3 separate regions of the Homo sapiens genome follow, and all the other regions are linked to region 2. A link is an interaction called in ENCODE POLR2A ChIA-PET data of the cell type or tissue named here. Cell type or tissue: PC-9. All regions are shown on one strand.

Region 1 (2,500 bases), 610 kb after region 2:
GCTAATGGATACTTATTTTATTCTATGGGTTATAATCCAATTCCATTATTACTTATTTTGTTGCTCAAATTGTTTCCATTTTAACTATTGGAATTATTTCCAGTTGGCTCCTGTGTCCCTTTGATATGGTTCTCACCTTTTAATCGAGCATGTAAATACTTTCTGACATCATAGGATGCCCCAGTCCTAGAATCGACCGTTTCTCCAAGGAGCCGGAATGCCGTTTTGTTTTCAATTTAAATTTTTTTTGTGTAGAGATAGTGTCTCACTATGTTGCCCAGGCTAGCCTCGAAATCCTGGCCTCAAGCGATCCTCCTGCCTCAGCCTCCCAAAGTGCTAGTATTACAGGCGTGAACCACCATATCTGGCCTGTCAGATTCTTTTAATTTTTGGTTTTTAACTTTTTATTATTGAAAACTTAAAATTTATAAAAAATTAGAAAGAATAGCAAAGTGTTTCCATCACTCAGCTTCAACAATCATCCCTCCCTTAGAGAATCCTAGTAATCTGAACAGGAATGTGGATCAGCAAGGCCTGTTTAGGTGACTAAAGCAGTGAAAATTATCTCCATCAATTGTGTGGGATGAATTTTCAACAGCAACACCTATAGCAGAGAAAAGCAACAGCTTCTTTTCTGTTCTTAGCACTGAAGGGGACTACGAGTGTACCCTTTGGCTGTGGGGTGCTTAGACATTTCACAGGAAGCCCCAAGAGGTATTAGAATGGATCACTGGAAAAATAAAGTTGTGAATATATTTGTATCTTGGGTTTTTAGTGGAAGCTCACATTAGTTACAGTTATGACAAAACCTATTCTCTGTACACCCAAGGGTCTTTTTTGGTCACAAGAGAATATTTTCAAGGGGAATTTAAAAACATAAGAAACCACGTTTACGCTGGGCACAGTGGCTCATGCCTGTAATCCCAGCACTTTGGGAATCTGAGGCGGGCAGACCACTTGAGCCCAGGAGTTTGAGACCAGCCTGGCCAACATGGTGAAACCTCGTCTCTACCAAAAATACAAATAATAATAATAATAATAATAATAAAAATAAAGCAGGGCATGGTGGCGTGCACCTGTAGTCCCAGCTACTGGGGAGGCTGAAGTGGGTGGGAGAATTGCTTTAACTGGGGAGGCAGAGGTTGCAGTGAGCTGAGATTGTGCCACTGCACTCCAGCCTGGGTGACAGAGTGAGAGCCTGTCTAAAAAACAAACAAACAAACAAAAAACCACGTTTAGTCTGAGGAACAGTACCTCGTGGTACATTGCCATAATTAGTTCCCAAGAGAAGATTGAGTGTCAGGCCCTGGAGAGGCCTGGAGCACTAATCAGGGAACCAAGGCTGGGGAGGGTGGGGGAAGGCCCAGCTAGATCTTTCATTCCTGATCTTCTTTCTCACGATCCAAAGAGATGTACTTACTACTTTTTGTCATTATGTCTGTTAAGTATTTTTAAATTCACTGGTTCTCTCTCATTTTTTTTTTTAGCTTTAACTTCCGCTACAGTTTACCACAACTTCCTGGTTCCTCCCCTTTGTGGTCACAAAAACATTTCCTAGTTGAGATACATTTTCTTGACTTGAGTCTCCTTTCTCTGGTTCATTTGGTGCCTTTATCAACTCTATGCATAGTGAGGTTTTAAGTCTTTATAAAGATCATTGGCACATGAGGGGGTCTGCAGCCTACTGTCCTATTTACTCAGTTTGGTGTTATTCTACTATATTTGTGATGTCAGGAGCCACACTGTCTGGAAATGATGCTGGGAGGTCATTCTGGGTTGCCTGAAAAACAAACTCATTAGAACCTGGGGCTCCCTCTTCTTCCAGTGAGTGGGGTTTCCAAAAGTTAGAATCCAGTGGAACCAGGGGTGTTTTTCTCACTCCTGGCAGAGGGACGTGTGACTAGCCATGGGCCCCTAGGTCTCCAGTTCCTGGGTAGCTTGTATTTTTGAACATCTCCTGTATATTAGTTATCATTACAGCATAAAAATTGTCCTAAAATAAGTGGCTTAAAACAACACACCCTTATTATCTCACAATATTTGAAGGACAGCAATTCAATACAGCATAGCTGGGTCCTCTCTTCAGGGCCCCTCAAGGCTGCAATCATAGTTGGGGTCTTCCCTGAAGACTCAACTAGGAAAGGATGAGCTTCCAAGCTCACTAACTTAGTTGTTGGTAGGAAGCACGAAGGGTGGTAGGACTGAAGGTTTGGTTCCTCTTGAATGTTGAGTTGAGAGCACTCTCAGTTCCTCACCACATGGACCTCCTTAACATGGCAGCTTGATTACTTGAGTCAGTAAATGAGTCTGCTAGCAAGATAAAAGCCACAAACTCTTATTGTCTACTCATGGATATGATAGACTTTCACCTTTGTCATATTCCATTGGTTAGAATTAAGTGACAAGGTCCATACCAAACTCAAGGTGGGAAGGATTCCACAAAGACTCGAATACTAAGATGGGGGATCACTGGAGACCATCTTAGAAGTCAGGTTAGCAC
Region 2 (2,500 bases):
GAGTGGTTCTGCTTTCTCCACTACCCCAAGGTTGCAGACTCTCTCTTATCACCCCTTCCTCCTTCCTCTTCTCAAAATGGTAGATTCAAAGCTCCTCTCTTGATTCTCTCCTACTGTTTAAATTCCCATTCCACCACAGTGCCCCTCAGCCAGATCACCACCCCTTACAATTCCCTCTACTGTGTGGAAATGGTCCATTGAGTAACACCCCCATCAGCTTCTCAACTGGGAAACCCCTGAAATGCTCTCAGAGCACCTCTGACGCCTGAAGAAGTTATACCTTCCTCTTCCCCTTTACCAAATAAAGCAAAGTCAAACCATCATCTGGAAACAGTGGCCACTTTTCACTGACCTTTCTTCGACATCTAGTCAACCCACCCAATATGCCACTGGGCTCTCGCTCCCAATTCCACCCCACCCTCCATTACAGAGCTCACCACGCCCTCCTAGATCACCGTCCCCAACACACCCATTGCCTCTCAAGGCCCTTATCTCAGCCCCTTCCTGTGGCCACTTCCCTCAGTGCTCAGATGATTCCCTGGGTGAGGGAGACACTGGGGCACCCTCAGAGGTTGAAGCAGGCTCCCTGCTGTCCCTGGATCCTGGACAGATGGCTCAGTAAACTGTGGGGACTAGGTGCAGACTTTTTGCCTTCTTGGAGTCCTGGGTCTCCTCTGAGAGTCTGGGTGGTGCTCTTCCTACGCCTCTAGAGGTCTCTGTGTTCCTCATTTTCCTTCAAAAGCGGGCTGTGTTTCTCTTCTACCTTCCAGCTGCTCCCACAGAGGAGGAAGACAATAAATATTTGTTGAACTGAAAGCAGAGATTGCCTGGCCTCCCAGATCCTTCCGCCATTTCCCTCCTCTCTCATTGCTCCAGGAAATCCATTCTCTTCCCATTCCTCATTCACCGTGGGGTCCCCCTTCCCCTTATTTAGGGCCCTCAGTGTTTCCTCTCCCTCCCCTCCCCTCCCCTCCCCACCCAAACTCCTTTTCTTCCACCATTAGCATTCCTCACCTTCTAGATGCCATCCTCTCTGGGAGTCATGAGTCTCGATTTCCTGGGTTTCTGGGACACCTGGAAGCTTGGGAAGGCTGGGACACAACAACTCCAACCAGATTCCTGTCAGCTGAGTAGGAGGCCAGTTGGGCGTTGTTCCTGGAGCTGGGGGTGGAGAGAGTAAAGGACTGAGAGGATGGGAGCAGGGCAGGGAGTGCAGCCAAGCAGGGTGACTCACTGGCCTAGATCAAGAGGCCCAGCCTGTGGCAGAACAGAGCTGCCGGTGGTCTCTCCATCTTCACACTCCCTGCTCTGCTGGGGTCCAGAGTGAGAGTGTGAGCAACATGGCTCTCAGGTGAGGGCTGAGAAGGCAGAGTGCCCCAGTGGGAAAGAGGAGTCGCTTCCACTGGAGAAGAGAGAGAAAGTGGAGTGTGTGGTGGGGTCCATGCGACTTAAGTCCTGAGACAGGCAGGGAGAGGCTGAGGCGGACGAAGTTCCCGCATCCCAAGGAGGGCAGAGTGGATTGTGCTTGTCCCTGTAGGAGCCCCACCCCCCACCCCAGGCCACCTCTCAGAGCCTCTGCTTGGCTGCAAAGGAATTCACCCCTACTGTAGCACTTAACCCATTCCCTCCTATCAGGGTGGTGCTGTCTGGTCCTGAATTTAGAACTGTTGAAACTCCAAGTCTGGAATCAGCAAAAATGTATTACATTGACCAGAAAGGGATTGAATCACCCTTGGTCCAGCATCTGGCCCCTGATCTGCAGCCAATGGCAGGAATCGAGGTCCTCAGATGCTTCATGAATGGGAATTGCAGGGAGAGAAGGCTCTCTGATGTGGTGTTTCCTCGAGTCTCCTGCTGTGCTCCAAATTAAAAGCTTGTGTAAAACTCATGCATGTCATCCAAAAAGGCCTCTGGGCTCCATCCACTGCCAGTTCTGGAGAGGAGCTCTTCACTCCTCCAGTGGTTAAGCCAGCAGGGGCAGGTGGGGAGGACACAGCAGTAGAATCAGCCAACAGCTCATGTTTAGACCTTGGGCAGCCAGGGAAGCCTACTCCTGGGGCCTCCCGGAAGCCATGGAGAGAACAAAGCCATTGCATTTTTATAATAAAATTTGCAAACATATTTAAAAGCCAACAAACTGTTAATGAATCTCTACATTCTCATCGCCCAGCTTCAACAAGGATCAAGTCCTGGCCATTTGACAGCAGCATTTAAAGGCTCTCCTCTACTGTTACTTGGAAATAGCCACTTTCTCCCAAGGTTTCTTATACTCTATGGCACATCTGACCACCAGTAGCAGGCAGAATGATGTCTTCAACCCCAACACCATCAAAGATGTCCACATCCTAATCCCTGGAACGTAGGAATTAGGTTACATGGCAAAGGGAAATTAAGGTTCCAGATGGGATTAAGGTTGCTATTCGGCTGACTTCACAGAGATTATCATGGATTATTCAGGTGGGTCCAGTGTAGTCACCAGGTCCCTTAATGTGGACATGGG
Region 3 (2,500 bases), 600 kb after region 2:
CTCAGGAGTTTGAGACCACCCTGGCCAACATGGCAAAACCTTGTCTCTACTAAAAGTACAAAAATTAACTGGGCATGGTGGTGGGTGCTTGTATTCCCAGCTACTCAGGAGGCTGAGGCAGGAGAATCACTTGCATCTGGGAGGCAGAGGTTGCAGTGAACCCAGATCGCGCCACTGCACTCTAGCCTGGGCAACAAGAGTGCAACTTCGTCTCAAAAAAATAAATAAAGAAAAATAAAATGAAACCTCCAATTAAAAGGAGAAATTCAACCAGGTGCAGTGGCTCACGCCTGTATCCCAACACTTTGGGAGGCCAAGGTGGGTGGATCGCTTGAGGTCAGGAGTTCGAGACCAGCCTGACCAACATGGTGAAACCCCATCTCTACTAAAAATACAAAAAATTAGCTGGATGTGGTGGTGCACACCTGTAGTCCCAGCTACTCGGGAGGCTGAGGCAGGAGAATTGTTTAAACTTGGGGCGTGGAGGTAGCAGTGAGCCGAGATCACGCCATTGCATTCCAGCTTGGGTGACAGAGCGAGACTCAGTCACAAATAAATAAATAAATAAATAGGCCAGGTGCGGTGGCTCACGCCTGTAATTCCAGCACTTTGGGAGGCCGAGGTGGGCGGATCACCTGAGGTCAGGAGTTCGAGACCAGCCTGCCCAACATGGTGAAACCCCATGTCTACTAAAAATACACACACAGACACAAAATAGCCAAAATTAGCCAAAAAATTATAAATAAATAAAATAAAAAGATAAGTTGCACACTCAGGAGGCTGAGGCAGGAGACTCGCTTGAACCCAGGAGGTGGAGGCTGCAGTGAGCCGAGACCACGCCATTTCACTCCAGTCTGGGCGACAAAGCAAGACTCTGTCTCAAAAAAAAAAAAAAGACAAATTCAGCAGAAGCATTGCTTGAGTAACACGGAAACTCAGAACCAGGAAACTGAAGGCGGTTACTCCACATACATCTGGGGCAATAAGTGAGCTGTTCCAGCGCGGCTTACGCTGTGGGCGGAGGCGGGCAGGAAATTCACTTACAAGTCTGTGCCAGGAAACAGGAAGAAGGTGCCTCCTGTGATACAAGATACAGACGTAGTCTCCTATCCAGGAAACAGGGACAGAGCCGCAGACCAGATAAAGATACGACCAACATTTTTCATTAAATATTCTCAACGGATTATTTACATTTTTTCTAGAAAAGTAAAATTTAAACCTGAATACATTTGATAACTATGGAATGTGAGCATTCACGTATGCTTGTGACCTGGTTCCTCTACGCTTCAGGGGTCGCCCTGGTCCCAAAGCGCTTCCTGCCGCTCCCACTTCCTCTGTTTTCACCGGAGGGGCAGCCACAGTTCTCGGCTGAGAGAAACTCGGTCGTTCTGTTTACCTCGTGAATGATTGGCTACAGATCCCAGAGAGGAAATAGGGACCCACCCCTCAGTTGTTATGCAATCTGGGGCGGAGTCCGGGGTCCATAGCCTTTCTGAGGGTAACCTGAGCGGGAGAAGTTGTTGCGCCTGATCTCAAACAGCCTTTCGCACGGAAAAGGATTCCTAAAAGTGGGGTTACTCCTCCACAGCAATAGCGTCCTTAAAATAGGGGCTCCCGGCTGGGCGCGGTGGCTCACCCCTGTAATCCCAGCACTTGAGAGGCCAAGACAGGCGGATCACCTGAGGTTGGGAGTTCGAGACCAGCCTGAACAACATGGAGAAACCCCCTCTCTACTAAAAATACAAAATTAGCCGGGTGTGGTGGCGCATGCCTGTAATACAAGCTACTCGGGAGGCTGAGGCAGGAGAATCGCTTGAACCTGGGAGGCGGAAGTTGCGGTGAGCCGAGATGGCGCCATTGCACTATAGCCTGGGCAGCGGCAAGAGCGAAACTCCGTCTCAAAAAAAAAAAAAAAAAAAAAACTATATATCTATCTATCATCTATCTATCTATCTATCTATCTATCTATCTATCTATCTATCTAGGCTGCCGGTGAGGACGTGAGGCACGTGCCACTGAGCCACTGAGAATTTACCCCCCTGGGCAAGTCTGTGAGGCCAGGGCCCCTAGGGAAAAAAGCCTTTCCCAGATTTTAGGGCTCATATGCCTGCAGTGGGTTGGTAGGGATCGGGGAAGATGATGAGGTTGGGATAAGGAAGTGGTACCAATAGAAAGACTAAGCAAACCAAACCAAATCAAACTTTCCCCTTTCCATCCCTGTCCTCCTCTTTGCAATCCCATTTGGGTGGCTGAAGGCAGACCCTGACCAGAGCCATCCTTGCCGGCTTCTTTTGTCTTGCTCTGTGGGGAAACGAGTGAAGAAAAAAGCAGAAGGAAAGGCAAGTGAAATGGAGCCCTCTGTGAAGAACTACGACTAGGGTCACACAGAGCAAAATTCCTAGCCTTCCTTTGAGGAGTAGCCGTATTTCCATTTAAAAAGGACCCACTTTATGCAAGATTCAGGGCTGGGAATTGGTCCTTCCTGCCTCAAGAATTTCAA

Evidence for each region. ChIA-PET counts read pairs that join two places held together with the same protein. Peaks named below come from ENCODE experiments on the same cell type or tissue, not always from the same donor. Only the 100,000 strongest peaks of a DNase experiment are listed, where the experiment ranks them.
Region 1: POLR2A ChIA-PET joins it to region 2 with 19 read pairs; 4 of 35 experiments call an interaction of 5 or more read pairs at or near these places.
Region 3: POLR2A ChIA-PET joins it to region 2 with 10 read pairs; 4 of 35 experiments call an interaction of 5 or more read pairs at or near these places.

The regions. Positions count from the first base shown.
Region 1 is chr6:30,508,378-30,510,877 of GRCh38, reverse strand. No RefSeq gene overlaps it. Among named protein-coding and RNA genes, the nearest start is that of LINC02569, 6.6 kb to the left of the region's middle. In PC-9, no CTCF peak of the experiment used is centred here; a DNase peak (open chromatin) is centred at 1,528.
Region 2 is chr6:31,113,406-31,115,905 of GRCh38, reverse strand. It overlaps PSORS1C1 (psoriasis susceptibility 1 candidate 1), which reads right to left and starts at 1,106. Exons shown (of 6, transcript NM_014068.3): 1 at 1,015-1,106. CDSN (corneodesmosin) reads left to right here. Exons shown (of 2, transcript NM_001264.5): 2 at 1-819. In PC-9, a CTCF peak has its summit at 663; DNase peaks (open chromatin) are centred at 765 and 1,195; H3K4me3 peaks cover 1,459 bases; H3K27ac peaks cover 2,127 bases.
Region 3 is chr6:30,515,156-30,517,655 of GRCh38, reverse strand. It overlaps LINC02569 (long intergenic non-protein coding RNA 2569), which reads right to left and starts at 1,390. Exons shown (of 2, transcript NR_149088.1): 1 at 1,045-1,390. In PC-9, no CTCF peak of the experiment used is centred here; DNase peaks (open chromatin) are centred at 995 and 1,425; H3K4me3 peaks cover 1,308 bases; H3K27ac peaks cover 1,833 bases.